5 separate regions of the Mus musculus genome follow, and all the other regions are linked to region 1. Evidence: chromatin loops called from intact Hi-C (ENCODE). Cell type or tissue: gastrocnemius. All regions are shown on one strand. Each heading gives the region's core, and the rest is flanking DNA. Links, peaks and the distances in the headings are about the cores only. Region 1 has its middle 61 kb from the start of Luc7l. Region 2 overlaps Neurl1b (neuralized E3 ubiquitin protein ligase 1B). Region 3 has its middle 46 kb from the start of Neurl1b. Region 4 overlaps Ergic1 (endoplasmic reticulum-golgi intermediate compartment (ERGIC) 1). Region 5 holds the start of Neurl1b (neuralized E3 ubiquitin protein ligase 1B).

Region 1 (5,918 bases), core at 970-4,969:
AAGGTATGAGCAGTCTCTGTAAAAGATGGGGGGGGGGTGTGTGGTGGTTTCAGGTTCTTTGGGTGGCTGCGGCTGGGGGACTAAGACAGGGTTGGGACCAATAGGAACTGGCAATTTGGCATGAACAGGTTCATTGAGGAGCTTAATGGTAAAGGTGAGGCCAGTGTCTGTGCCTGATAGATTAAGGCAGAGATCCCATGAAAATCCTCGTGCCCAATTTTTGGACTCAGCATGGTTTGTAAATATAATGGACAGGGGAGGCACCAACCTAAGGTGACATGGTTAGAAGTTTTACAGAGAGGATTAATATTTAAAGAATTCTGGGGGCATGAAAAATTCCAGGAAACAGTAATATAATCTCAGGAGAAGGTAGGATTCCAATAGGCCACCCCCAAGGTCTCACAACCCCAGCTGGCACAATAAAGATCAGTTTTGCCACCGCACTTATGATGGAGGGAGCAGCCATGGTGGTGCCCTGGGCAAACGTAAAAATCTGTATCTTGAAGTAAGGTTCGCCTGATGGAATTATCGCTGCCAGGTTTGGCTAACCCAGTAACCAAAATCAATAAATCTTGAGGAATATTACTCTGGGTGCTGGGCATATTATCTTTTGTGGCGTTGTATAAATCTAGCTGGGACTTAAGACCCCAGGGTGCCACTGTTCTCTGTGCTAGTTTGCAAAGATGGAGGTAAGGCTAGCCGGCCACCAAATACTGGTGGAAGTCTTGGAAATGGCCCAGACAACACCATTTCTCTCTGAGAGGACCACCCAAGTGTAATTCCAAGGGATGTGCCTATTGCAAGGGGATTTGGGTGGAGGCAGTTGAAGGTTGGTGGTTGTTCTAGTCAGCCACAGGATCATGAGTATCCTCACCTGGAGCATCATCTGGAAAGGAAATGAGATTTGTCTCAGGAGGAGACGGTCGCTCCATTCTGGACACAAGCAGGTTAACAGTTTTTACTAGTCTCTCTGGTAACCATATTGGACCACCATTCTCTTTGTCATAGACGCAAGTGGATCCTTGTTCCCAAATAAGGATAGGATCTGGTCCTTTCCACTGTCCAGTGAAGGGATCTTTCCATCCTGAGAATCTTGTGACTTAGGATGCCATACTCGGTCAGCTGCTGACCTGCCTTCATTATCCAGGAACAAGAAGTTAAGAACAAAGAGAGCGTGATTAAGCCTGTTTCGAGGTGTCAAGGGGGAATAAGTGTCTGTAACTTCAGCCAAGAGCTGAAGCATATGTTTTAAAGTATGGTGGGCTCGTTCTGCAAGGCCCTGACCCTGGGGATTATAGGGAACACCAGTGACATGCCTAATGTCAAACTGGGAACAAAACTGTTGGAACTTGGTTCCTGTATAACCGGGGCCATTATCAGTTTTAATGATCTGTGGTTTTCCCATGGCAGTCATGCACTGTAGAGTGTGTGTTATCACATCACACAATGCCTCTCCAGAAAGGGGAGACACATGTATAAATCCACTATAGGTATCAACTGTAACATGCACATATTTTAACCTTCCAAAGGAGGGAAAATGGGTAACATCTGCCATTGTTCATTAGGGATGAGTCCCCTGGGGTTAACTCCCAGGTGAGGAACTGGCAGCAGAGTGGCACACCCACCACAGGACTTAACAATTTTTCTTGCTTGATCTCTAGAAATCTTGAACATTTGGCATAAGGTAGAAGCATTTAAATGATGTAGATCATGAGCCCGTTTAGCCAAGTCTATGGAATCAAGTAGGATGGAGAATGCTGTGTGAGGGGCCTCGTCAGCCAGGGCATTTCCATGAGATAGAGGACCACCCAGGCCAGATGGGCTCTCAAGTGTCCCACAAATAATGGCACTGTCCTTTTAATGATTAGGGATTGAATCTCCACAAATAATTTGGAAGCAGTAGAAGCAGGCTTAATATATGGGGCTGTCTCTAAAATAGGAATAGAATGGGCCACATAGGCACTATCAGTATACAAATTAAATGGGGTCATTGGTAATGTTTTGAAAACCTGAAGAACTGCAAACAGTTCCACCAGCTGGGCAGAGGAATATGAGGACTGTACTGAAGTAACCCGATCTTGTACAACATAGGCAGCTTTGCCTGTTGAGGAACCATCTGTAAACACCAAGGTGCCTTCAAGGAGTGGAGTCTTGGAGGTAACTTTGGGGAAAATTAAGGAGTGCGACTTTACAAATTGTATAAGGGGGTCATTTGGATAATGATTATCTATAACAAAGGAGGCACAGGCTTTGGCCCAATCATCATTAGACTGAAGAAGCCATTCAACTTGTCTGAGGTGTAAGGGATAATGATAATATCAGGATCTTTGTCAAAATATTGTCTGGACATTTTTCTTCCTTTGACGATTAGGGCGGCAGACAAGGAATAATAGGTTGCCAAGACCTTACTTGGACTCGAGGGGAGATATACACATAACAAAGGACACCCCTTTATTACGGGAATCCGGGGCTGCTGTCAGAAGACCCCCACTGGGTATGTGTGGTAGCACAGACAATGAAATAAAGTGAGGCAGGGTAATAAATTTGAAATGAGGTTTGGGAAGGTATGGCTTGACTTATCTGCTGCAGGGCTGAGATGGCTTGTTGCATAAGTGCTCGGGAGGTGAGGGTGGGGGACAAAGGATGGGAGTCTCCTGAGAGGAGTTCATTGAGGGGAACTAGAACCTTGGGAGGAATCTTTAGATGGGGTGATCAAACTGGAGGTTCCTGAGCAACTGTTGAAAATCATGTAAAATCTTAAGGGAGGAAAGTTGAAGCTCAGTCTTTGGGGTTTGACCTGTCCCAACTCGAGCTCATATCCCAGATAGGAATAAGGGTCTTTTATCTGAATCTTTTCAGGGGCAATTTTAAGTCCCTGTGAACTTGGCGTTTTTTGAAGTTGCTGAAGACGTGAGAAGGCCTGTTGCTTATTAGGGGCTGCAAGCAGAATGTCATCCATGTAATGAAGTATGTATATTTGTGGCCAAGCATTTCTAACAGGTTGGATTACATGGACTACATATTTCTGAGCTAGGGTAGGGTTATTTGCCATGCCCTGAGGGAGGACTCGCCACTGAAAGTGGTCCATGGGTCCCTGGAAATGAATTTGAGGAAGGCCAAATGCAAAATGATGACAATCATCTGGATGAAGGGGTATGGAGAAAAAGCAATCTTTTAAATCAATAACAGTTTTAAAGAAGTTTGCTGGGATGGCGGCAGGAGATGGAAGATCAGGCTGTAGGGCTCCCCATAGGAATCATAACTTTGTTAACAGCACGGAGATCTTGTAAGAATCTCCACTTGCCAGACTTTTTTTTAATAACAAAAATTGGGGTGTTCCAGGGGGGAGGAAGATGGTTCAATGTGACCAGCTGCCAACTGTTCCTGCACTATTTCGCAGCTGCCAGTTTCTCTTGAGTCAGTGACCATTGATCAACCCAGACGGGGGCAGTGTTGTTCCAGGAAATTTTCTCTGCGTGAGTCTGGGGAGCAGGCATGGCCGTGACTGTTAGGAAAAAGGCTGTGGCTGGGATTCCAAGCCTCGCCAGTCAGATTTCTGTGTCAAAGTCAAAGGTTCATTTATGCCCTGTGCTTGTCTTCCTAATCCTTGTCCTGGTAGGAATCCCTGGGTCAGCATTTGTTTTGTCACCCCTTCATTGGTGAGACTACCCCCAGAGATTGACTGGTAAATCAGGATTCACACAGGCGACTACAGTGCCTGAATTTCCTTCTTGATCTGCTCACCTAAGGGTCTGAGCACTGCCTTGAGGGTTTTTGGAATGTCCAATCCCCTGTAAATGGGTGGCTGAATCGGTCAGCTGCAGGCAGCCAGCGAAAACCTGTCAGAAATGACAGTGGCATCAGCTCCCCAGTTTAAAAGTCCTTGGAATGTTTTTCCATTTAAATCCAAGATTAGCATGGAGCAAGAGGAAGTAATCTTTTGGGCCCAAAAGGTCTCTGCTATTCCCCTCTTGCCTGGGGCCCTGGTGTCTTTATGGTAGGGATTTGTAGTAGAGACACTGGGAAAAAGCAACACTTGGGCAATGGTCTGTTGTGCTGGTATAAACACAGGACCACCTGTGGTACTTACAAGAATCTGAATTTCTCCCTGATGGTCGGGTTCTATAACTCCAGGTATGATCTGGATTCCCTCTAAGGAAAATGAAGCTCTTCGTAGAACCATACCAAAAGTATTTGGGGGTAGGGGGCCGTGTATGCCTGTAGGCATGACCTGAATGCCCTCCTCAGGGGTGCTGGAGGTGGCACAGAGATCCAATCCTGGGCTGTTTTTTGTAGCTCACTAGAGTTGGGCAAAGGACTGGGTGTGCGATGAGAAATCTGCTGGGGGCGGGGCACGACAAACCCTATTTCCCTGGGGCCTGTCCTGGGGGGTGGAGGTGGGGGCTGGAGGCCCCCTCAGGAAGTTTCCCAAATGCCGTGGCAGTAAGGGTCGTCCCTGGCTGGCTGTTTTGGATCTACACTCATTGGCCCAATGTCGGCCCCTATGTTAGTAGGGGCACAGGGTGGTCAGTAATGCCTGTGCAGGACCAGCTTCTCCCTGGCCCTCAACGGGAGGTCTCCGACTCTGGTGGTGATGGGGAAGGAAGTGGCCGGGTTGTTTACAATTAAAGCAAGTCTTTTGAGAGTTACATAAACCCGCCCTCTGAAGGGCGGTGCCAATCACTAAGCTAATGGTGTGGCTCCTTTTGGCGCCTGGACAAAGGTGGACATACTCTGCCAGTGACTTAGAGCGGTGGTGTTTGAGAATATCTTGGCAAATAGGATTGGCATTTTCAAAAGCAAGCTGTTTAATAAAGGGTTCTCAGGCTCTTGGACCCCGCTAATGAAAGAATTGTAAGATTCATCCACTCCCTGTAGCACCTTAGTGAGTGCAGCGGAGGAGCCTGATTTTGGGGGCAGCTTTCTCCAGGCGGCCAAGCGTGCCTGATGGCCCTGAGCTAGGAGGCCAGGGGAAAAGAGCATTTGGGCTTCCAAGGTGATATAAGGCAGTTTGCCCAAAATCTTCCTTGTGGTCCATGACTTAGTGTCTGGTTGCATGCAGTTTTTAATTTTGATTTCTTTTGCCATCTCTGCCACTTTTGATTTCAATAATACAAAGCCACTGCCAGTGAGTGCAGCTCGAGCGAGATATGAAAATTTGTTAGGCGTAAGCCATCCCTCTGTAGGTGATTCAAGGAGTGCCAATGTAAAGGGAGCCTTGGGACCGTAATTAGACTCTACTGCTTTAAGTTCTTCCAGAATCTAAACTCTAGTGGTTGATAATGATAGCGGGGTGGGACATCATCAGCCAGGGGCGCCGCAGGAGCTTCCTCGGTCTCCTGTGAGTCGGGCTGAAGTTCATCATCTATATCCTCCTCTTTCTCACTCACTTTTTGGTTGGGGACAGGGAATCTCTAAGGACTATGGTTCCACTCCTTAGGGAGAGGGAGAAGGCTAGGACCTTCTTTTTCTGATATTTTTTAGTTTTAACAGAGACCTGAGGCCGCTGTTGCAGGGAAGGTGTTAGATCATGCAATTCGGCCTCTAATGACTGGAGGGCCCTAAGCAGTTGTACTTGTTCCTTTCGGGTCTCTAACATATGACGCAGGGATGCTATGTCAGCAGTTAATTGACAGCGGGCACCAGACATGGCAGGTGGATCAAAGACTGCATCTAAAGTCCCATAGGGTAGTGGCAGAAAGAAAAATGGGAGTGTGGCAGTGCCTCTCAGGGGAGGGGCCTAGGCTAAAGCAGTTGTGGCCGCTTTTGGCTGATCGCGATAGAGCTCCAACTCATAACAAGCTGTCTCCTCCACGAGAGTCGCTCCATCAGTGGGCAGCAGTTTACTATCAAGATCAATGAGGGAAGGATAAAGATCTGCCATCTTAATTTCCTCCATAGGCGGGGGCAAAGGGGGA
Region 2 (5,918 bases), core at 857-4,856, 130 kb after region 1:
CCTCTTACTGGTTGGCCCTCTTGGGCAGCTGTCCTGTGCAGGCTGCGACACACATTTTCACTTGTTCAGCATCCACTTACCAGCATGGCTCATGGTCAGAACATGAGGTTGAAGACTGGGACAAAAGGCAAGGCCTGTGGGCAGCTCTCAGGCAAGAGATCATAAACTGATTTGATCACTCTGGAGTTGGGGCTTGTGCTAGCACATAGTAGGTGCTCAGTAAAAGACTGCAGATCAGATCAGGAGCCAGGTTAGGAGTGGTCAGGGGGTTGGTGAAATAGCATCCATTATATATATATGGACACAAAGTCACTCAACAAACATTTGCTGAGTGCCCTCAGGATGCCAGCTGCTATAAGGGGCAACAGAGAGCAAGCACCCAGCCCTGATGCCTGAGTGGTACCTTCAGCAGGGCAAGACAGGGTGGAGCATGTGGGCTTTCTTGACCATTCTATTGCCTTGGATCCATCTAAATAGATGCCCACAATACTTTCTGCACCTACCTTAGGGGTGTTCTTTATGGTGAGTGAGCCCTTGCCAAACAGCCAAGATCCCACCAGTTAATGACCACCCACAGGGAGTCTCTGGGCAGAAAACTCCCTGCCACTTCCAGGCACTGGAACGGGGATGCACAAGAGCCCTGAATTCCAGCTTCGAATGGCATTGTGCAGCCTTGGAACATGGGAAGCGGTAACTGCTCACTGCTCTGTCCATCCTGCCCTGCTGGGGACATGGCTCGGGGACACTGGGCCTCCCAGCGTTCCTTAATATTTTAGTGTCTCACTGTTTCACCCAAGTCCCTAACAGAACTATCCATATGACAATCTGTCTGTGCCTTATGGAAGTGTGTGTGTGTGTGTGTGTGTGTGTGTGTGTGTGTGCACTTTTTATCCTTTAAAATGCAACCCTTCAACGTGGACAAGAAGCTAGCAGATGCGGTTGGGCTCCAGATGCCAGCAAGGAGTCCCTGAGACCCTCTTGCAGTTTGCAGGTGGAATGATAGTGTTCACCCCCACCCATCCCCGCTACCTGTGTACAGACCCTTTGAAACATGTCTGTCCTTTATGATTCAATACTGTGACTCTCCTATACCGTCTAGTCTTTGGGGAACTGTACTAAAGGCCTGAGAACTTGGGGAGGGGGGTGAGTGGGAAGGGTTTGCGCTAGTCTTTGTGTGTTGTGTGTTCTGATATTTGTCTGTTTTTATCTGTTTTATATTAACATAAATTTCCTGTTTGAAAACAAATACAACTTTGGCTTGGTACAAAAAAAAAGTCTCATCAGAATTCAGTTTTGTAAACCATACTGAATATCATATAGGCAGGAGGTGGGGGGCTTTAAATCCCACCAACGTTTTAAACAGGTGACACTGTGTCTGCAGAGCCTTGTGTAATGGCCATAATGTACCACTGCGTGATGATCACTGTCTGATTGTCACTGTGATGGCCACTGTGCTATGGAAACCATGTGATGGCCAATATGTGATGCTGACTATGTGATGGCCACTGTATGGTAGTCACTGTGTGATCCCATCATGTGATGGCCACTGTTATGGCCAGTGTGTGATGGTCTCTGGGATAGCCACTGTGTGATGACCTCTGTGTGATAGCCATGTAATGGTAACTGTGTGATGGCCACAGTATGATGACAACTGAGTGATAGCCACTGGGTGATGGCCACTGTATTAGAGCCAGTACCTAATGGTCATATTGTGTGTCATATTGTGTGATGGCCACTTTCCCATGAATACTGTGTGATGGCCACTGTCCCATGAATACTGTGTGATGGCCACTGTCCCATGACACAATGTGGCGGCAACTGTCCCATGGGCGCAGTGTGGCGGCCACTGCCCCGTGGACACAGTGTGGTGGCCACTTGTCCTTTCACCACATCACCTTCTATCTGCAAAAATACTGCAAAGAAGTCCTCTCATTACGGGTGAACTCAGATAGTGGTGATGTCGGCAACAGCATCAGTTAGTGTGGCAGGAAACCAAGACCCGGAAGTGTGCAGCACTTAAAGCAACATGGGTGCTGCCTTAACTTTGTAACAAAGTTTCCAAGGCAGAACAAGGCGTAAGAGAGGAATGGCACAGGTGCCTCCACTGAGAAGACTGCTCTGCATCCTGCCTTGCGCCACCCCACCCCCCTTGTCCTCTCTCCCTTTCCCAGCAGGTCCTCAAAACTTCCTGTCTGCCCAGCCTGCATCCTGCCTTCCATCATCCCTAAGTGGACCAACCTGTATGGTGTCCCTTCCTGAACCAATCCCCAAGACCGAGGTAATATGGATCCTCATTGGCCAGCCCAAGGACATGCATTGGCCTTTTCCTGGGTCCTGAAGACTGTTGAATGAGTATTCCCTTTCCTCAGGGATATTGGAGGAGTGAAGGAAAGCCTCTACAGACACACTGATGGATGCCTGCAGATGCTCTGGGCACTAGTGTCCCCACTCACAACGAGCAACAAATGATAGGTGTTCACAACAGGAACGCAGTATTAATGTTAACAAGACATGGGGACAGAAGCAGTCCAAGTTCTGGGTCATCCGGGGGAAAACGGAAAACCACACAGTGAGCTGGTGGACAGCGTTGGATGCCTTTAACATCAGCACTAGGGGGCAGAGGCAGGCAGGTCTCTGAGTTCGAGGCCAGCCTGGTCTACAGAGTGAGTTCCAGGACAGCCAGGGCTACACAGAGAAACCCTGTCTCAAAAAAAAAAAAAAAACCAAACAAACAAATAAAAACCCCACAAACCCACACACATGGTCTGACCCAACGGGTGTAACAGCCCAGCACTGCTGGCTGTACATTACAGCCACCACAGAAAACCAGCCAGAGTGGGCTGCACTGAGCAGTGGCTGCATGCTGACTGCCGGCGGTTCCCACCTTTTCTGTAGCAAGCAGGTATGGCTGTCCATTTAAACTTCGGGTTAGAGTGAAAAGTGCCTCCCAGTTCTGCAAAACCCACAAAGAGCAGCTGGCCCCAGCTGGAATTTAAAGGGATGCCCAGATTTGCATTCATTCATGGTGAGATAAAGCCAGGCTGACTGGCTGGCTTTGGCTTCCCGTAGTCCAGGGTTTAGGGCCCAGATGACTGGGGTGGACTTGCAGCAGCACCAGGGATAAAATAGGGAAGGTAAGGGAAGTGTACAGGCCTGCTCTTCCCACCCTGTCAGGACATCCCAGTCGGGCCACTGCATTAGGAACAAGGGGCAAGAGATATGCACCGTCCACAGGAACCACAACACAGGACCACCACAAGGCCTCTTCAGGTTCTCATCTACAGGGGAAGAGACCAAGGACTCCCCAGAGAAGTAGAGGCTACCCCTTCAGTTCAGGCTCGCCTCTCAAATGAAATCGCGTTTCACGATTTAGAGCATTTGGTGGGTAGGTCCAGGAGTGATGAGTCATTTGTTGGGTGAAGGCAACTCCTAAGTAGGACAGCACTCAGGTATTGCTTGGTCCTCTTATCTAGGTCTACAGCGGGGTTGAGGGAGAGCAAAAGGGGGCGGGGGAGAATATATGTGAAAGTCCAGTTGGTTGAAGGCAAGATCTTGGGTAAGTTTAACGTTGCAGGCCAAGTGTGTACTGCAGAGGTGGCTGCGACCATTAGGAGACTTCCAGCTGCATCAGGACAACAGGGAAGGAACTCTGAGGCTCAACCTTATCCTCTGTTCAAGATCTCAGCATTTAGGGAAAATGCAGCCAGACTCTGTCAGGCTATCTCACACAAACGACCTCTGGCCCAGTTGTCTGTAAAGCACACAGTCCTTTGAAGCCTCGTGAGCAGGGCCTCCGCTGTCAGTATTTCCCTCCACAGCCCCAGTCTTCCGTACTCTCACAGGAACAGCCTGCCAGGCCCTCCAGCACTTATCCAGCCCAACGTTCCAAACACTGCCATGCTCTTCCTATAAAACCCTTCCAAAGGCCTAAGAGCCACCCAGTCAGGTTCCTCACTGCAACAATTCTACTTCTTGGTACCAATGAACAGCCAGTATTGGCTTACAGCTCCAGTCCAGCATGGCAGGGACAGTAGGATGGCAGAGACAATGATGGCTACTCACATTAATCACAGTCAGAAAGCAGAAAGAGATGGATGCTGGCACTCGGCTCTTTCCTCTTTGTATCCAGTGTGCCACTTAGGATCTTCCTCCTTCAGGAACTAATCTAGAAAATCTCTCACTGGTGGCTTATCTCCAGTGTAACCTTAGATCCCATCAAGTTGACAGTTAATATTGACCATGACAGCTACTGTATAGAAGTTTCTAGAAAAGCTTCAAATTTTTCATTGACCTAGTGGATCAATAGCCCAGTCCCTGAACCAGTCTCTGTCACATGTCTACACTTGACACAAAGCCAGGGTCTTTTGCTCTCTAAAGTCCACCTCCCCAGAGGGGCAAGCAGACCAGTGTGGGCCAGTGCATTACTGAGGCTGAGGGACAGATCAATTCAGATGCAAAGGCTATGAACCACTTAGTGATTTTCTGGTTGTTGTTGTCAACTTGCTACAAGCCAGGGCCATCTGGAAGGAGAACACAGGGTTGGGAAGATGTCTCCATCAGAGTGGCCTGTGAGCAAGCCTTCAGGACATTTCCTTGCTCAATGAGTGATGTGGACGGGCCCAGCCCACTGTGAGCAGTGCTCTCCCTAGATGGGTGGCCCTGGAGTATAGAAGAAAGAAGGCTGAGCAAGCCGAGGGGAGGAAACCGATAAACAGTGTGTCTCTGTCATCTCCAGCTCAGCTCCACCCTCCAGGTTTCTGTCTTGAGTTCCTGCCTCACTTTCCCTTCATTAAGGACTGTGTTATAAAATGAAGTCATCTTTCCCTCCCCCAGATTGCTTTTGGTCATAGTGGCTTTATCACAGCAATGCAAGGAAGTCGTCAGTGTCCCTCCTGGTCTTGCACACTTGTCCCTGCCTTCTCCAGTTTCTCTTTGAGTGTGCAAAGCCCCCACCACTCCTGCAAACAGACTCTGAGCCAACCCTGGGTTTGGCCATCTTACATGCACACAAATTTCTCTTTCCCTCGCTCTTGAGGTTCTGCACGCTGAGTAGCACACAGAGCTAACAATAAGGGGTCATTTAGTGAGCACTTCCTACACGTGAATGACTTCCATTTCATCCACCGGTCCTCACAAAAACTCTGGAGTAGGCCCTGCTGCCACTAAAGAGAAGCAGGACCAGAAACAGGAGTTCTCTACCTTACTGTGTAGCCGAAAGCTTTCTTCTCTGACTTCTTCATTCTGCTCCAGCATCTAGTCCTGGTGATTTTACCAAGGCAAATGAATCTTCCAAGGAATTTCATCACAGCCTTCACCCACCTCCCCAGGTGTTCTGGCCCTGTAGGGAAGCAGAGGAGGAGGAGGCTCGATGAGGGCAGGGCCTGCAGGTGAGGCAGGCTTTGAATGGACTGGCTCTTTTGCTGCAGTCCAGCTGACCTGTGGCTAAATCTCCAGTAGAAAGGAAGGAAGTGAAGAGAGTGGGGAAAGAGAAGGGAGAAAAGAAAGAGAAGAAAAAGAAGAAAAAGACCACTCATTAATTTGAAACACAGATGGGCAAAGAGAAGCAGTGGCCATATCTGGACGATGATGTACCATTGTGCCCTCCCAGAACCAGGGTCTCACCTAGGCTTCCTATAGGTTCAGCCTGGTTCTGGAAGTTGTTTTGACTTCTACATGAAGATGGGAAGAACTCAAGTATTCCGGGCATCCAGTTCTGGAAACAAAACTTGACCCTGACTATTAAATACATCCAGAGAGGAGGTACCAGCCCTGGTCCCCTTTTCTGCCTGCTGTCCCAGATGTGGCCCGCCTAGGCCTAGGCATCTTTTCCGAGGCTGTACATAAGGCCTATTACTGCAGCCTCAGCTGCCCGAGCAGCACAAGATCAGCTCTGGAGTTGCTTGGCAGTCCTGGAGCCT
Region 3 (5,918 bases), core at 1,222-5,221, 55 kb after region 1:
GGGGGCAGTGGGGGCAGTGGAGGCAGTAACTTCTATAGGAGCCAGGAGTCCAGGAGACATGAGGGAACGCCTACCGACCCATGTAGGTGAATTATCACCATCAGGTCCTACCAGGGTTCAGAACCTCAGCTTAACTGGAGACCAGCCTGTCTGTGTATAGCCCATTGCCCCACACTGAGCTGAGGTAGGAAATGTATGTTCTTCCCTGGGAACTTCGGGCCTCTCTCACGGACCGGACCGGATGGCTCAGGCCTGATGACGGCCGCTTACCTACCCTCGATGGCTTCTCTGGTTGGCTTGGTTCCTCGGTATGAAGTATCTAGGTTTTTTTTTTTTTGGTTTCAGCAGCCAAGACCTTCTCCACACTCCCACCCCCACTCCACCCGATCCCTGCTCCTCCCTGCCCTGAATCCCTGTGAATGTGAATTTCCTTGTAAGGACTCAAAGCGGCTAATCCCAGACCCTGGGTTGACTTCTTTTGCAAGTGGATGTCTTTGTTTCCCCATCTCTTCTGCCTCCTGGAAGGTAGCCCGTTTGATATTTTATAGGCCTGTCATTGTGATTGTCCTCTGTGCAGCTCTGTGTGGGGCTGACTCCTGGCAGAAGGGAGGGAACAGGGAAGCCATATTCAGTCTCTGCTTCTCACAAAAAGCAAAGCAAAGAATAACTGTTGAGCAGCTTGTAGTCTTCAGCCTCAGTGTCCCTGTGTGTCAAGGGCTGCTTATGCTTGAGAGCCTGGTAAGGTGGGATTGCCTTGTCCTTTCCTGGAAGATAAAGGAGATGCCACATGCAGGCTGCAGTATTGTGGACATATTCCCAGGAGCCTGTGGCAGGGCCAGGCGGTTCCTGCTTCTCTAGGGCTCACATTTAGAGCCACATATCCTGGAAGTCGAGGAGATGCCTTTGAGACAGGAAGCCTTTCATTAAGCCACACAGTCAGGTAGCATGCTGTTCAGGAGATCATGGGCATCTCATCCATCCATCATGCAAACAAGTGAGTGGAGGCAGACACTGTGTCAGCAGGGCTTGGGAATCACACAGAACTGGGGTCCTATTTGAGGACCATGGCTTGTCATGGCTGGGATTTGTAGGGAGGGCTCTCAGCCTGAACCTCTGTTCCTGTGTCTGTGGAGGAATAGATGATGTTTGTGGGCTTAGGGGACAGTTCGAAAGCTGGCCATCCACTCAGTAAGGGAGGCTCTTCCCCCTCTAGGCCAGCTTTGCCTGGGGTCTGCAGTGCGATCTATATGGTCTGTTTCCCAGGGGTACGTGACTGCTTGCCAAGGAGCACAGAGTGCAAAGAGCCTGTCCAGGCTTGGGCTCAAACTCCCCTCCCCCTTCTTCTTCTTCTTCTTTTTTTTTTTTTTTTTGCCCTCCTCTGGCAAAGAATATAGTAAGAGCTCGTATGAGGTGCTTGGCTGGGCCAAAGGAAGTCAACTTATGTCAACTGGCTGCAGCTAACTGCAGGTCCATGGGCTCCCTGAGGAGAACTTTTCTCAGAGACCCCATGCTTCTCTATACTGTCAGCATGGCCTGGGACAGGGGCATGAGGGTCAGGGTGGATGTGTAGGGTCAAGCTTGCTCTGCCTTCCCAGAATCCAACAGGCTCTGCCAAGCCAGAGGTAAGATGACACACAGAAGCCAGAGATGAAGCGCCAGGACCTCCAAGCCCTGTGAACCCTGTTTGAGGTTGCTTCTTCTTCCCAGCACGAGACCTCCTGTGTGACAGGAACACAGAAGCCAGAAGGGCTGGCTGGTGACTTTGCCCAAGAGCAGTGCCTTCAGGAGTGTTGGGAGTTTTATTTGATGCTTAAGGGAGACAGTGAATGTCAGCTCAGAGTGACACCTGTCCACATACAGCAGCACAGCTGGGAGGCGTGCCTCTGTGGCTGGGGTTGGGTTGATGACCATCTGGAGGAGAAAGCCCTTGACTAAGCCTCAGAGGAGTACAAAGCATGGAGATGCTCCCACACAGTGTCACCATCCTGGGTCCCATTAGGGTGTGCATTTTCAGAGACCAGAGACGCTGAGCAAGCTGCTCCAGGACACACAGCCCCAGCTATCTGCACTGCCATACTGTGTGTCCCACAGGGCCTCCTAGAGAGCTGCTTCAGAAGCACACTGGCTTGCTGGTGAGGGGCAGGAGACCACATGAGAGTAACCTTTGTAGGTTGGGAACACCTTCACTCCTCAACCGAAAGCCGCCTTCTTCTTTTTTTAAATCACAGATCCACATACTACAGGCTCACTTCCAGACCCCACAGTCCAGGAGACAGCGTGTGCCACCTTTCCCTCTGTGGCTGGAAGTCTCCACAATGTTTCTGCCTCCTCAGGGCCCCGAGGACCAATGGTTCCATGAGACTAGAACACTACAGCTTAGACTGGGGCTCCAGGCTACTAGCTCTCCTCAAAAAAAGAGAGAGAGAGAGAGAGAGAGAGAGAAAGAGAGAGAGAGAGAGAGAGGGAGAGAGGGAGAGAGAGAGAGAAAGAGAGAGAGAGAGAGAGAGAACAGAGAGAACCTTGGAGAATCTGCTCAAGGTAGGGGTTCAGGAGCGGGGAGACAGATGGAAGGAGATCATGCTCCAGGCCTGTAATGTAAGGATAACAAAGTCCTTCAGTGTGGACAGGGGCACTCTGCTGCTTATGTGACAGAGACTCCAGGGACTTTCTGCAGCTGAGACTGGAGACCAAGGGGACGTAGCCCTGACTTGATGGCTCTGACTGGACTGTGGGGAGGTGGAGCTCTGGAGAGGTGGGGGGCAGGAGGCTGAGCACAGCGCCTAGCTGGAGGCAGCTTGGCATCTGGTCTGATCCAGCTGTTGATTTTGGCTCCATATTCAAGACTCCTGAGCCCTAATTACTCACTGTCTTGGGAGCCTGGCAGGGAGCCTGAAAAGGGAGAAGCTGGGCTGGTTCACATCTGATAAGGAGACAGAGGCAGCAGAGCGGGACCCAGAGGCCTGGCTGAAGGAGCTGAGTCTTCTGCCTGTTGTTGGTTTGACTGAGATAGAATCTGCATACAATAAAATTCACAGTTTGGATAAAACCACCCATAAACCCGTAACCCGTTAAACCACACCACAATCAAGATGCAAACCATTTCCAGTAAAGTTTGCTCCTGCCTGGATCTGCTGGCGCCCGCCCACCTGCCCTCCAGCTTAGCAGTCCTTCCCACACACTGCTTCTCGCTTGGAACTTTAATGAATGGGCTGGATAGCTAGATGGGACCGGCTTCTCTGGCAGATGGTGGTCACAAGACCTAGGAGAGACATCTGTGTTGTTCCTAAGTCCGTTCCTTTTCATGGTTGAATTGTATTCCATTTGTATAGACGTGATACCTCTAATTAATCCCATTCATTTATCAATAACATTTTCGGCTGCTTAGGTAAACATGGTTTTTCCCTTCGCTGGTAGATAGCAGGGGATAGTGTTACTGGGGTTAGTGGTAAACACATGCTTAGTGGCGTAAACCAGAGCAGGCATGCCAGTTTTCTCTCTCTGCAATGCTGAGTGTGGTGGTAGTTACCACATCCTCAGGGCCCTGATCTTTACACAACAGGATCTCACTGTGGGTTCAATGCATGCTTCTCTGGTAATTAAAATTGCTGAACACCTTTTAATAGGTTGGTGCCTTTTATATGATTTTGAACTCAAGATTCGCGAGTCCTGAATGAGGTACCCAGCCTTTCCTAGAGGAGATTGTGGACACTCCTGCAGACAGCTCGGGGCCTGGCTCTTGGATGACATGGGTGAACTGCGTAGGACATTCGCTTAATAGGAACACAGAAGCATCTTGTAGAATGTTCTAGAAGCCCGTGTATACACAGCAAGCCCCTCACAGACCTTTCTTCAGGACACTTCAGACAGGTTCCCACGGGAAATGTGTCTCACACACTGGGGTGACTCTTCTCCCTTCCAGGCACCAGAACACCAAGGCCTTTCCGTGCAACCCTGTGAGGGTGATCCTTGTCCCTGTCATGGCTTAGAGCCACACTGTGAGGACAGCCATCTCTAGTGAGCCAGCTTCCCTGATGGATTAAGGGTGGCTGTACCACATTTTGCCAGTAGTGTGGCCCAGTGAAGAGGCTTGACTTGGTATCTTGTCTGATCTGTGCTTCTCATGGCAGGTTCCAAGGAGTGGACCCACCAAGCATCTGTATCACTCATCCATTGCTACAGCGATGCTATGTAATGAGTCTTAAAAAGCCCAAAACACCAATCTCTCACTTGTCACCAGGCAACTGATATTGGGGTGGTTTACTGATCTGGTCCAGCTCAAGTGTTGATTTACTTGTTTAATTATGGGGTTGAGGTTGGCATCGGGGCTGGCTGGTCATGGACGGGCTCATTTCTGTTTTGCCTCCTTTCTTGCATCAAATGGGTTCGGTTAGTTCTGATGTAGACGGGGCTCAAGGAGAGGAAAGCCGTGGAGGAGCTGAAGCCTGGAGTCAGAGCTGCACGTTCTCAGTGATGAGCTAATGAAGAGACCCGGCGAGCACCCTGACCCCGCAGACAGGCGTCTTCACAATATAGCAAGTCCCATTGCAAAGGGTGTGGTCACAGTGGGGAAGGTCTGCGGTGTGTATATTTTACAGCCCAGGACAGTTTTAGAGTCTTCACATTTCTCTATGTTGTGGAATGTTGCCAAATTGTCTTCCTAAAGGTGGCCCAGGACAGTTTATGGCAGGACCTGGAAGCCCACGCTCCTCCAGTTTAGCCTGCGCAGCTATCCCGACCCCTGGGCCAGAGCTAGAATTTCCCACCTCCATACAACAGCAGAAATGAAGTACAGCTCCCCAAAGCACTGGTTTTAATCACTTTCTTGAGAGGCAAACACCGTCCTTAAGACTGAAAGCGCTCACAGACAGGGTGAATGACATCATGTGATGCTTTAAGAAAGCGTGAGACTTAGTGAAATGGCCGACTAACAAGGCAGACTCCTCCAGACTCCATCCTCCCAATGTGGGCATCTGCTGCTAGCGTGCCCCACCAATGACTGAACATCCTCTGTGTGCTGGGCACAGCTCCAAGCATGAGGACAGGATGGCGGAGGCAGGGTCCCTGCCTCTCAGAGACAAACATGAAGGGAAGGAAGGGACCATTGACGTAAACAATGCCACTTCAGAGACAATATATGTCAGGAAGGAAACGGCACAGGGTAATGCCACAGAGACACTATGACCCTGGACTGGGAGTTCAGGACAAGAGTCTTTTGTGGGTGACAAGTTGAGTCCACGATGACAGGAAGGGGCAGAGAAGGAAGCAGCAGGCTAGTCTGGCAGCTGATACCAACATCCTAGGGCAGAGGTGACATCTTGCTGCTTGCCTACTGTGTGCTCTCTACCTCTACCCTCTTCTGCCACCACAACAGAAAAAGGTCTGGGCTCCCCCTGCTGGTCTACCGTGAGCTGTGATTTCAGTGGAGGGTCAGGGGACTGGGAGTATCTCATGTCATGCTGGGAGAGTTGGGGATGCCAGAGGCTCTGTGTGCACAGTGGGAGAGGGGCAACCTCACCTCGGGGCATGGTTTGGTCTAAGAAGCTGTAAAGAAAGAATATGGGCTCAAAGTCAAGCAGGAGCAGGGAATGCTGGGAGCCTAGTTACACACACCCAGTGCCAGGCAAACTCACCAGTGAGTCAACTCGTGGCCAGTGCATGACTTCAGGGAAAGCCAGAAAGGAATGGCCTGCCATGACATCCCTGCAAAGCAGCCCTCAGGTACTGCTGCTAAGGGGGAGCCTCTGGGAACGAGGCAAATTGACCCAGCTCCTAGCCCTGGGTTCTTTCCATTCCCAACCTCAGAGAGGAATCAGAATGTTCAACCACAAAGGGATTGAGTCCAACTCCCTTGGAGGTCTCTGCTCAAAGCTTGCCTAGGGTCAGCCAGTGGGTCCTGCTCTCGATCCAGCCGTTTGTGG
Region 4 (5,918 bases), core at 903-4,902, 320 kb after region 1:
TGAAGGTGGGAACCCCCAAGGAACTGTCTCTCACTGTGCTTCTCTGCAGGTCCAGAATGTTCACGGGGCTTTCAATGCTCTTGGGGGAGCAGACAGACTCACCTCCAACCGTGAGTATCTTAGCATGGAGCAACCCCCTCCCCTGCAGAAGTCCCCGTCCAGCCGGTGGCATGGGACTAGGGAAGCCAGCGGGGCAGAAGTCAGGTGCTTGCTGCAAGCCAAGGTCATAGTCTCACACCATTCCTTCCCCCACAGCTGCCCTGTATAGTACACAGACTCATTCCTGTCTTTTAGAAAGGGAAGAGGGTAGCCTGTCCCTAGGGAAGGTTGATTGTACCCCCGAGCTATTGCCAAGCTCCAACAGCATCTGCTGTCCCTGCTACTGACCACTGTTTTGCCGTTGTCCTGAGTGGAGGCAGTCACCTGGATCCCACAGAGCAGTTACAGAACCAGAACCCACTCTGTGAGAACCAGCTCTGTAGGTGGCCAGTGGGGGAAACCAGCTGGTCCCTCCCCTCCTGCCCAAACCCTTCCTATCAACCATTGGCTCCTTCCAAAGTCTTAGTGCCGAATCTCTACTTGCCAAAGACTGCACACACACACACCTCCATTCTTACACACACACACACACCTCCATTACACACACACACACACACACACACACACACCCCTCCATTCTTACACACACACACACACACACACACACCTCCATTATACACACACACACATACCTCCATTCTTACACACACACACACATACCTCCATTACACACACACACATACCTCCATTCTTACACACACACACATACCTCCATTACACACACACACACACACACACACACACACACACACACACACACACCTCCATTCTTACACATGCCCATATGTGCATGTTGTGCGTGCATGCACACAATATGCTAAGAAAAATAATGTCCACTGGGTCACTTTGAAGCATCATTTATTTGTGTCAGCCCTTGTGCGTGGTAGGGACCTGCATCTTGGAATGTGGGCAGCTGTTGGCCATGATGGCCTCAGGGCTGTTAGGCAGTCAGACACTGAATGCATATTGATCAGGCACAGTACCAAGTTCTAGAGACAGGAAGGTGAGTAAATGAAGCAAGCAGCCTCTGCAGGCCTCCATTCTGTGCTGTCAACTTGGAAGTGTTCATGATACCTGGGCCTGAGGCAGAACCCCTGTGACTCCTTAAGGACATCCGTCTGGCGTGTTCCTACTGGGGAGGAAATGTGAACTGATTCTCTGTGCACAGTAGACATAAGGGTGGCTCTTTTTTTTTCCTTTTGTGACTACCTAATGTTTTGTACAAATAGCAACAACAACAACAAAATAGTAGAGTTATGATTTTCACTAAGGCCTTCCTTTCTTCAGGTTTTATCCTTGGAGAGTGGGAATTTGAGACTTGTACTTCAAGGTGATCTTTGGCCTCCTGGTTTAGGTATAGATGTGAGCCCATCTCATGGGAGTTTCCAGGGATGAAGACTAGAATCGGCCTTTAACCCCATGTGACCCTAGTACTCTGGACCCTGAGAGCCATTGTGGGCATGAGCAAGAGGTGTTGGGTCCCCTGTGCTTAGCTTAAAGGCTCCAGGGCTTTCCCCAGTTTTCCTGAGGGTGTGTGTTGGGGGGGGGGGTCACCTCCATCCCAGGAGTGCTGCCCTTTTCTGAGGAGACAGCAGGGCCAGAACTAGTCAAGGCTGGAATGCTTGCTCCATGCTCACCACTCTTACAGATCTGAATCTGATCTGCAGAGACCAGGATTAGAACCCAGAAGACTAAACTCCCATGTTCTTTTAGCTCCATGGTTCCTAGCCCAAGGTTCTAGAAGGAATAAGAGGGATGGACATTGGGCCTCATTTTTTGCTCGGGAAGGCTGAGGCAGCTCTGGTTAGCTCATGTTTATCAGTAGCTGATTGATCCCTTCATCCTTTGTCCAGCCATCCTGTCCACTCCTTCATTCAGCAGGCCTTGCCACTGTCTGCCCTGTCCCAGGCTCCGTGCAGGGTTTAGGGGCAGGAATGTAAGACTTTGTCCTTGCACTCAGCAACTTTGCCATCCAGGCTGGGAGGAGACAGGGGCGCTGGGTGAAAAGGTCGTGTTAAACTATTACAGGGCTGAAGGGTCAGCAGTTTATTGAGAAAGAGGGAAGACAGTGACCAGATTCTGTTGTTTGTTTTGGCAGTGTTGGGATTGAGGCCAAGGGCAGGTTTATGCCAGGCAGGCGCTTGACCCCAGCCCTCTGGGTTTGATCAGTCTTACTTAGTTCTTTCTGGAGCCCAGAGCCCAGATTATTTTAAAACTTAAAAGCAGACAGACAATACCTACAATGAAATGGGGTCTTTCTTGAGTCCCACCTTTCTCCCTGGAAAATTTCTCTGTGTGTGAGGGATGGTGGGGAATGTAATTTTGCCAGTCTCTCTCTAGTCTAGTTAAGGATGAAACTGAAGCTGCTCTGTTTCCTGGGGCTTCTCTCTAGACAATTCTTGGTGACCACGCATTAAAGAGGATGTGTTCCCTGGCCCCTACTTCACAGGAGCGTGCTGCTCCTGGGCCTGAATCTCAGAGAAAATGCCCCCTCAGCACCCCTCGTTAATGGCTATCCCATTTGTAAGTGTGTGGCTCAGAGTATTATATATTATGTAGTGCAGATCTAACAATCCCAGCAAGCCACATTCTGAAGAGAAAGGGGAGAGGACCCTACAGTACCAGGAGGACTTGAACTTGGGGTTACAGGCAGAGCCACCTGCCAGGCAGTGCCCACCCCATCTCATCTTATGCTGTATTCCTGCAGCCCTGGCCTCCCATGACTACATCTTGAAGATTGTACCCACAGTGTATGAGGACAAGAGCGGCAAGCAGCGCTACTCCTACCAGTACACAGTGGCCAACAAGGTGAGTGGGCCGTGAACGGGCTGAGCATTGCAATTGCTCCCTCTGCTGGCCAAGGGCATAGGCGATGCCCCGCACATTCTGCTGAAGGGAATTTCAGTGGGGTGGACAGGGAGTGTCCAGGCTCATTCTCTAGTCTGAGTAAAGATGAAATACCAGTTCTTGCCGTGGTAGTGGCCTCAAGGTCCAGGTGAGACACTCTTAACAAGGAGATAAGATGTATTCTGTTTGAAGTAGGCAGAAGACCATCCCAGCTCTGACATTGTCTGGTCCTGGTTTCTTCAGGCTCCTGTTGATCAGCACATGGCCGATGCTTTGCATTAGGCAGGGAATCCTATCAAGGTGGCTGTGGACGTCTCAGGACCCCAACAGTCCAAGAGACACACAGGTCTTCTGGGAAGCCAAGGGACATCCAAGCCAAAGAAATGAGATGGCACAGCGGTTAGTGGCTTGAGCCTCTCCAGAAAGCATGGCTTGTGCCAATGGAACATAGGCACTTGGAGTAGGTTCCCCTGTTTACCACGAGGCTCCTGTTTCTGCTGTTGCAGGGCCACCCAGACCCTTAGTATAAATGATGGAGTGTTCAGCTCAATTAACTATCATTATGGTTGAGGAACTCGCCAAGCTGTGTAGTTACAGTGTAGGAATTAGACCCAGGTTCCTCTTGGGCTCCAGAGCCCCCTGGTTGCTCACCCACTCAGTCCAAATAGGGATCGTCCAGGCTTGCCCACTTGGACAGCCTCTTGGTCATGGGTCCCTATGCTCTGATTCCCTTTGATCCATAACTCTCTCCGAGAGACTTATTGCTTACATTCACTATTTCAGGCCGTGTCTGTCCTACTCTCTGGTGGCATAACAAAATTCTAAGAGCCTAAGTAGTAAGTAAAGAATAGAAGTCAGCCAGGCAGTGGTGGCGCACGCCTTTAATCCTAGCACTTGGGAGGCAGAGGCAGGTGGATTTCTGAATTCAAGGCCAGCCTGGTCTACAGAGTGAGTTCCAGGCCAGCCAGGGCTACACAGAGAAACCCTGTCTTGAACCTTCCCCCTACCCCCCCCCCAAAAAGAAAAAAGAAAAAAAAAGAAAGAAAATAGAAGTTAATTTATCTCATGGATTGGGAAAGAGGAAGTCAAAGAGATCAACCCCAGCCTGTGGTGAGCCTTCTTGCTGTGTTGTCCAGTGGAGGGCAGGGCATGGAGAGACACAAGCATACAAGCTTAGAAGTGCTTTCCTCTTCTTATAGGAGAGCTAATGCTACCATTGACACTTACCTCGTGGCCTCATCTAACCTAATCACCTCCCAGATTACCACCTCCAGCCACCACCAATGTAGGCTTACTTCCGGGTTCAGCCCCTTGATGTACACAAAGGACCTGTAACTTTAGATGGCGAATAGCCGTGGTCCCCCTGCCCCACATGCACAGGGCTCTGGGCTCAGCCCAGCACTGCAGCATGCGTATGACTTCTGGGGAGCATATTTCAACCATTGTACTCATTATAACCTCCCCCCAGTGCTGCCACACATCAGCAGGAAGCAGGGCCCTGGACCACACTGCCCCATCCTAGCTCAGTCATGTGTCCTTGTTTGTAATATGTCCATGGCAGTTACTTCACAAGATTGCTGTCAAATGAAGCAATGTTTTCAGAAAGCTCCCAGCTCACTGGGAAGGCTGGGTAATTGGTACACTACTGCTGCTAGATTTCATTCTGTCTCTTACCCCCTCAGCGCTGGGCTGTGGCCCAGACAATCACCCTGGGAAAGCTGAGTTTCCTCTGCTGCAGGCTTCCTCCATCAAAGCTTTGGCAAGGGCCTGGTGGCTGGACCAGCTCACTCAGCGTTCTCTGTGGCTTTGCCCCCAGCCTGTTCTGTGAATGGAGGTGGCTGTCCAGTGGGTTAACACTCAGTGGTGTCCATGGGATCACTCCAGCTGCTCAAGACCAGTGCTGGGGACATGGGGGTTGGGCCTGGGGACCCCGGCATCCATCTCCATTTGTTGTAAACAAGAGACGCGAGCCCAAGCCTTTCAGGACCCTGAAGTGCTCAAACCAGGTCCTGTGGGTCATCAGCTCAGATCCCTGTTCCTTGGTGGCCATTTGGCCAATGCTATGTGCATCCTTACGAGCCATGGCAGGTTGGGCACTGTACCTTCCCTGTTCTCTGTGCTGGCCCTACTTGGTGGACAAGTTCACACCCACTTGGTTCACCTGTCAGGCAGGCTATCTTCTTATTCATGGTTTAGAATGCCCCTTCCTTAGTGAGCCTTCCCCATCCCCCTGAGCAGAACTGGCTCACCTATGGCCTGCTGAGCACCCTCCTCCACCCTCCCTACACGGATACTGTTAGAAGCTAGTGATGCGATGATGTCTTCATCCACCAGCCTGTGACTCCTCTAGGGGAGGGGCTTCATCACCCCAAGAACCTTAGGACAGCGGAGGCAGCCAGCAGAATAAATGAGCAGATTCCGTGTGACTGGCAAGTCAAGGAGGAAATGCTCAGACCGAGTTCAAAGCCCACTTTCCTCTTCCACGTCACCCTCAGATCTGTGCTCCGTTCTGGCTCCACTTCTAAGCTATGTGGTCTGTTTCCCATAGTTGAAGGGACCCAGCGTGCTTTCACTATGCTGCCTGTCCAGGGCTTCCAGAGCAGCTGAGAGGAGGCTGCCTGGACACCCTCTGCATCCCACACCCTCACCCACCTGAGGCTGGTTCTGCTTGTAACACTCCTTCCTCCTCTCTCCTGCAGGAGTACGTTGCCTACAGCCACACGGGACGCATTATCCCTGCCATCTGGTTCCGCTATGACCTCAGCCCCATCACAGTCAAGTACACAGAGAGAAGACAACCCCTGTACAGGTTCATCACCACAGTAAGTACCCAGGGCCCAGAGCCAGCCGTGCAGCTGCTGTCAGCCCCCTTGCCGAGGCAACCCTCCCTCGCCTATGCTTGCTGGAAGCAGATGGAGCCTGCTGGGCCCCAGGTGAGCGCAGGTGGCTTTGATTCTCTGACCCCTGAGAAG
Region 5 (5,918 bases), core at 678-4,677, 100 kb after region 1:
GCTTCCTGGGGAACAACAGAGGAGAGTCTGAGGACAACGAGAAACCAAGGCAGGAGGCGGTCCTCTGAGCACCTCTTTTTACTCCGTTTCAGAGGGAGCTTGCCCTCAGCCACTGGGAGATAGGTTTGGACATCTCGTCTACCCACTGACCCTCGGTTTACCCTGTCTGTGCTGTGGAGGTAATAACCCTGCTTCCTAAACTGACGAGAGTACTGAGTATGGGAGTCTGAAAGTAATGGTTAGGGACTGGGTCTCCTCACAGAGTCATTACACCTCCCCCACCTTGGTGTGTTAGTCTGTGAATTGGACTAGGGGTGGCATGGGCTAGCTGGCCTTTTATAGAAGAGTAGCCAAGGCTGGAAGGTTCTGAGAAAAGATTTATGCGGTGGGAGTGGATGCACCTCCCCCTCTCAGCCCCCTCCCCCCCCCCAACGCCGCCGCCTCGTACCTCCTGGCAACACTACCCACCTCACATGCCACCTCGTTCTCTCAAAAACCCTCAGCCGGCCCTATCTGACACTTCAATGTTATTGTTGGTTTTGACCACTATGTGATCTTGATTGCTAATTTTCTCTTCCTTGAGAGCAGGGACTGCGTCTGGGGCTCAGCAGAGGGCCTGGTACATAGGGTGTGGGCAGTACTTTAATGAAGAAGGCACAGTGAGCTCAAGTCTGGGTCCCGCCCCCCCCCCTAAACAACCACTACATACTGAAGTCTCTCCTCCTAGGTATGCGGCCTAGGGGATGGAGAAGTTCCCCATCCCTACCCCCCACCCCCATCTCACCCTGGATGGACTGTCATGGAGCCCTTGACACTGTCTGGCGTGACCTGCATGTGTGCGCGTCGTCCCTGAGTCGAGGCACCACCCAAAGTGGCCGAATGCCTGGACAAGGACTCGGCACCCGGCGACCCATCCCGATTGGCAAAAAGAGCAAGGTCGGTGCGCGCGGGAACGACGAGGGCAGGAGGCCAGCCCCGCCTCTCCAGCGCGCTACCGGTGCAAACTTTCAAAAGACGCGGCGGCGGCCCCAGCCCCGCCCAAGCACGGTTGGTGGCGGGCGCGGGGGCGGGGCGGGCGCGCCCGGGCCGGTGGCTCCGCCTCCTCCCGCCGCCGCCCGCGCCGCCCATCTGCCGCCCGCCGGTCGCCGGTGCAGCGGCAATGCCCCGCAGCCCGGCCGCGGCCCCCGGCCCGCCCAGCTAGCCCCGCGCCGCGAGTCTCGGAGTAGCGATGGGCAACACGGTGCACCGGACCCTGCCAGGTACGCCCGGAGCCGCGCCCCGAAGTGGCGCGGAGCGCCTGGTCCTCCCCGGGTCGTCGCAGCCGCGGAGCCCGGGTGCAAGCCAGAGCCTGGTTGCCGGAGCCCGAGCCCCGGAGCCGCACCCCTGCAGGGATGTGCGGACCCCTCCTGGTTTTCCTGGCCTTGGCCGTGCGCCCCACGCCTTTGTTCCAGCCGGAGGTCGCTAATGAGCGAGCCGGAGGGAGGTATCGGGGCTTCCCCCGGCCGGAACCCTTCAGGGGGGTTGCAGGGCGCGGGTGTCCCGGGTCTCCGCGTACAGTCCACAGGCGCCCCCGGCACACGTGCTAGTTCTTGGCGGCGTTCCCACGCGCGCCCGGCTGCGCCCCGTTCGGGTGTCCGTTCTGTTGGGGGCCCTCCCAGCCCCATCTGAGCCATTGCTGTGGGGCGCATCGCCCCCTAGTTAAAAGCGCCCTAGAATTTCCTAGACCCGAGAAAGGCGGTGGGCGAGGGGCGTGGGGCGGGCGTGCGGAGGCCGGGGGACGCCACGCCTCGCTGAAAATACCTAGTGATGGTGGAACATGTCAGCGCGCCGAGGCTGTCACTGCCTGTCTGCAAAGAATCGTCCTCCTAAGAAAAGACACCCCGATTTTACACAAGAAGTTTAACCTCAGTACAGGAGAAATGACCCGGTGACAGGCAGTGGTGGGAGACTGCATGGGCCCTGTCAGCCTGTCTGCCCCGCCCCTCACCCCCACTGTGTCCCAAGTCTTCAGAAGTGTTTGGGCATAAAACTGGGCATTCGGCATTCGCAGCATCCTTAAGCAGAGGCTCTCTCTCTCTCTCTCTCTCTCTCTCTCTCTCTCTCTCTCTCTCTCTCTCTCTGTGTGTGTGTGTGTGTGTGTGTGTGTGTGTGTTGGGGGAGGGTAGTTCAGAGAAGAAGCAAGTTGGCTGTAGGTCAGATTTAGCACAGCCCAGCTGACACCCCATCTCTGTTCTGACACCCCCACAGCCCTTCCTCCGGCAGTTATCCTAATAGAGTTGTCTCTTCCCCTGGAAGGGATTGGACCAACCTGAGACCTAAGGACCACTGGGGAGACAGACAGCCCCTTCTACTAACAAGCCCCTGGGTGGCTTTTACTGGATCATTCCTAAGGTCAGCCAGGTGGAGTCACAGGCTGGTCAGCTTCAGAGGTGGCTTTGGAACCTGGGTCTGTACTAGACAGAGTGATAACCGCTTCTTGCTAGGCTGAAGAGACCCAGCCACCGATCTGGAGGGACCTGAGGTCACATCAGAGATGGCAGTCACAGAAGCCCATGACGGAGACACAGTACATACTCAACTAGAATTCCTGTGCTATTCTGGTTGGTTTTTTAAAAAGCCATTCTGCCACCTGTGGGTCACACTTGGAGCAAGGCAAGGGACAGGCTGTCTCACCAGGTGCTCACACATTGCTGGGGTGCCCATTCCCCTGGAGTCTGATGCTGTGGGTGGAGCACTCTAGGCTGGGGGCTCAGAGTCAAGGCAGGTCACCTCATGCTGTGTGGGAACCTCCTACCCTCAGTGAGGAGGCACATCAGATAACAGGTGCCCAAAATGTAAAGACTTATATATTGTTTTTAGATCCACCTGCCATTGGCTTCTGGCATCTTTACATCCTCTCACACCTGGACTGTTCTTTCTTGTCTCACCACCAGGTTCTCTGGTCACCTTTTCCAGGGACCTTACACTCTCTGCCCTAATGGGGACACCTTCATAAGGCTTCGTGTTTGTATGACTGTGCTGCACCATCACTGTGTCTTCTTGTGACTCTCTAGGGGTTCTGTGAGGACAGACTCCATGCCTTGATTGTCTCATTCCCTGGTTTGCCCGGCCCAGAACCTAGTGCCTAGTGCAGCCTCAGAACCGTGTGGTGGAGCGCACATGGAGCCTGCATATTTGGCTGAAGGAGTACTTGGCACAGGCTGGCCCTGAGGAAGCCTGTGCTCTCCTTCTCAGGGAAGGAACATGTGTGTGGGGTGGAGTTCATTCCACAGGACTGGAAATCGAGGGCTGGCGTTTGCTGAGCACCTGGGTTCTTCACCAGGCTCCCAGCATCTGTGACTGCAGGCATGAGCTAAGCACGCCTCTGAAGGCTGCTACACTCTGATCACACTCTGAGCAGGCTGCCTGCAAGTTTCACGCTGACCTCCGAGCAGCTGCCCCTTCTCTTCCTTCCCTTCCCTCAGGCCCCTGCTATAGACTGAGTCTTGACATTGTGATTCCCTCCCAGGCCCCTTTCTTTGCTTTATGGTTCTCCTGAGCATAGTCACTGTGTGACACATGTATGATCACTGTTGTGTGTTGAGTAGGGGCTAGGACACAGTCGATGTTTGGATGCTTGGGGAATGAATGAATGAATGAGTTTAGTCCTCCCAGCAACCCCTTCCAGCAGAGTCATTACTCCCATTTGATGGATGGAAAACAAAAACAAGAACCAAAAAACCAAGGCTCTCGGAGGTCAAATGGCTTGTTCTTGCCTACAGAGCTCCTCTAGTTGGCAGTGCCAGAATTGAGATCTGGGTCTATTTAGCTCCAAAGTTCTCTGTTGTTGGTTTTTTTTTCCTCCTGACAGGCGATATCCTCTCAATCGAGGCTCAGATAACACTTATTAAGTGCCACCATGGTTTAGATAATGTTTATTGGGCATTCCACCATGCACATGGTGTGTGTGCTACATGGCACAATAAGGAAATGCCAAAGAAAGGGAAGTGCCCTTTGGTTGGTGTTCATAACCTTGGCAGCTCTCTCAAACTGCACCAACATATTCTGATGTATACCCTTGACCCAGGAGAGAGCAAGGGTCAGCGGGAGATATTGCATCTGTTGAGCTCCTACTGTATGTGTCAGCCTCCCTTCCCAGGTGCAGTTCAACCCTGCAACGTAAGGTATAGTGCCCTCCAGTTTAGAGGCGGGCCACACAGGGAGACCAGGTAAGGCCAGCCCACACAGGCTCCATCCAAGCTGGGACTTAGCTGACAGAGATCCATCAGGTTCCTAATGCCCCGCGTTCTCGCCCTGGGCTTCCCCTGAACTTTATAAGGAGAAAATAAATGGGTAGAAATTGGGGGGGGAGTACCATCCCAGGTTGGGGTGGGTACCAACCAGCACATTCTAGCCCCTTCCCTGTGCACCTCTGGGGTTCACCTGTAGCACTGTTTGGAGGAGATGCTAAGTTCAAACTGTAGACTTGGTTTAATCATTAAGTTGTCAAGTGCTTGGCCAAGCCTGCTCCATAGCCTGTTACTTGTCTGGGAGTTTTGGTTGAGAAGCTATGCCCAGACTGCACTGGGCTGCCATGGCAGGCTGGGGTGTTCAAAGGGGCTCTCTTTGATTTCACAGATAAAAGATGAAGGCTCAGAAATGTCAAGGGCAGAAGCATTATACATAGGGGGAAGAGAGACAGTCAGAGACAGATATAAAGACGACAGACACAGAGAGACAGAGACAGAGAGAGGATTCCTAACCTACTACATAGCTTGCTAAGTCTAGATGGGGTGTACTCACCCCTTCTTTGAATGATCCTTCCCACAGAGCCCCTCTCCCCATCAGCCTCAAACAAGGCCCTCCTAGACAAAGCAAACCTGGGCAGAGCCCTACAGCTGCTTGGCCACTTTGCGGCACAGCATCCTGTCTGACTGCTGAGATGGTGCTCTCAGAGCAAGTAGCTGCTGGTGTTTCTGAGCCATGTCTTTCTCAGCCCCTGGGAAGATAGCGGTCTTGGTTATTCTGCCATAGCCAGCAAAAGGTCAACAAGTGACAGTTGCTTTTCTCTGCACCCTCTTCTCTCAGATGCAGTGTGGAGCTGAGTTGAGCTTCCTTTGTCCTCTTGGCCATGTATACCCCTCTTTTCCCCCAGGTCATTGACATTTTCTTTTCTATCTGAGCTGAGCCTCTCAAGGCCACAGAAGTTCCTTCAACTGCCTAGAGACCTACATGTTGCCGTGTAGGCTGGGCAAGTTCCCTTTGGTGAGGCCCTGTAAGGATGCCGTGGGCTGCGCTATGCAGACAGTGGATATAGGAGAGGAGCTGGGGGTCTGTCCTGTGTGGATGGATGCAAGGTGGAGAAGTGGTCTGTGTTCTGGACAGACAAGTTGGGCTTCTTCTGTTTCATCCCATCTGGTTCATCTGCCCCCCCCCCTCACTGTGGGTGATTAGGAATGCTTCCTGGAAGAGGTTACCTTCCGATAGGAAGTCCAGCTGAGTGTCTGCTTGCTCTTAGGGTCTCCATGTGGCTTCATGCTTTAGTTATTCTGTGGCCACCAACATCTATCATGTGCCCAGCATGGGGTGCAGGCTTGAATGCCATGACCAGAGGGTGGCATGCTTCCTGTAGAGTGGACCAGCTTAGTGCTACCCTATCGGCCCAAACCAAGGTGGGCCACCAACATGCCTGTCTACTATGGGTCAGCTCCAGCTACTAAATGCTCTTTAGTGATACAACGTAGAAAATATACTAGTATGCACTCATTATAAAAGGATTATTTTGTAAAGATGTCTTATTATTATTTTAATTATGTATATGCATGTGTGTGAGATTGTGCTCGTTAGTGCAGGTGTCCTTGGAAGTCAGATGTCAGGTTCCCTGGAACTGGAAAGCTCATGGTTTTAAACTGTCTGGTGTGGGTGCTGGGAACCAAACT

Evidence for each region. A loop is a pair of places that touch in the nucleus more often than their neighbours do. Peaks named below come from ENCODE experiments on the same cell type or tissue, not always from the same donor. Only the 100,000 strongest peaks of a DNase experiment are listed, where the experiment ranks them.
Region 2: it touches region 1 in a loop (3-fold over the local background); 21 of 42 quality-filtered maps call a loop at or near these places.
Region 3: a loop joins it to region 1, with 5 times the contacts of the local background. A loop is called at or near these places in 19 of 42 quality-filtered maps.
Region 4: a loop joins it to region 1, with 2.4 times the contacts of the local background. A loop is called at or near these places in 11 of 42 quality-filtered maps.
Region 5: a loop joins it to region 1, with 3 times the contacts of the local background. A loop is called at or near these places in 13 of 42 quality-filtered maps.

Annotation. Positions count from the first base shown.
Region 1 is chr17:26,311,032-26,316,949 of GRCm38, forward strand. No RefSeq gene overlaps it. Among named protein-coding and RNA genes, the nearest start is that of Luc7l, 61 kb to the left of the region's middle. In gastrocnemius, for the core only: a CTCF peak has its summit at 3,433 (motif pointing right); DNase peaks (open chromatin) are centred at 3,462, 4,376, 4,613 and 4,931; H3K27ac peaks cover 1,116 bases.
Region 2 is chr17:26,445,076-26,450,993 of GRCm38, forward strand. It overlaps Neurl1b (neuralized E3 ubiquitin protein ligase 1B), which reads left to right. Exons shown (of 5, transcript NM_001081656.3): 5 at 1-1,246. Among named protein-coding and RNA genes, the nearest start is that of Neurl1b, 33 kb to the left of the region's middle. In gastrocnemius, for the core only: no CTCF peak of the experiment used is centred there; no DNase peak of the experiment used is centred there; H3K27ac peaks cover 1,109 bases.
Region 3 is chr17:26,365,628-26,371,545 of GRCm38, forward strand. No RefSeq gene overlaps it. Among named protein-coding and RNA genes, the nearest start is that of Neurl1b, 46 kb to the right of the region's middle. In gastrocnemius, for the core only: no CTCF peak of the experiment used is centred there; DNase peaks (open chromatin) are centred at 2,840 and 5,016; H3K27ac peaks cover 722 bases.
Region 4 is chr17:26,635,937-26,641,854 of GRCm38, forward strand. It overlaps Ergic1 (endoplasmic reticulum-golgi intermediate compartment (ERGIC) 1), which reads left to right. Exons shown (of 10, transcript NM_026170.3): 7 at 50-110; 8 at 2,807-2,907; 9 at 5,646-5,768. It overlaps Gm41553 (a long non-coding RNA gene), which reads left to right and starts at 5,775. Exons shown (of 2, transcript XR_876696.2): 1 at 5,775-5,918. In gastrocnemius, for the core only: a CTCF peak has its summit at 2,970 (motif pointing left); a DNase peak (open chromatin) is centred at 2,940; H3K4me3 peaks cover 288 bases; H3K27ac peaks cover 2,126 bases.
Region 5 is chr17:26,413,737-26,419,654 of GRCm38, forward strand. Neurl1b (neuralized E3 ubiquitin protein ligase 1B) reads left to right here and starts at 1,123. Exons shown (of 5, transcript NM_001081656.3): 1 at 1,123-1,259. The coding sequence starts at 1,229. In gastrocnemius, for the core only: CTCF peaks have their summits at 1,216, 1,426 and 2,645; DNase peaks (open chromatin) are centred at 1,082 and 1,488; H3K4me3 peaks cover 2,758 bases; H3K27ac peaks cover 2,411 bases.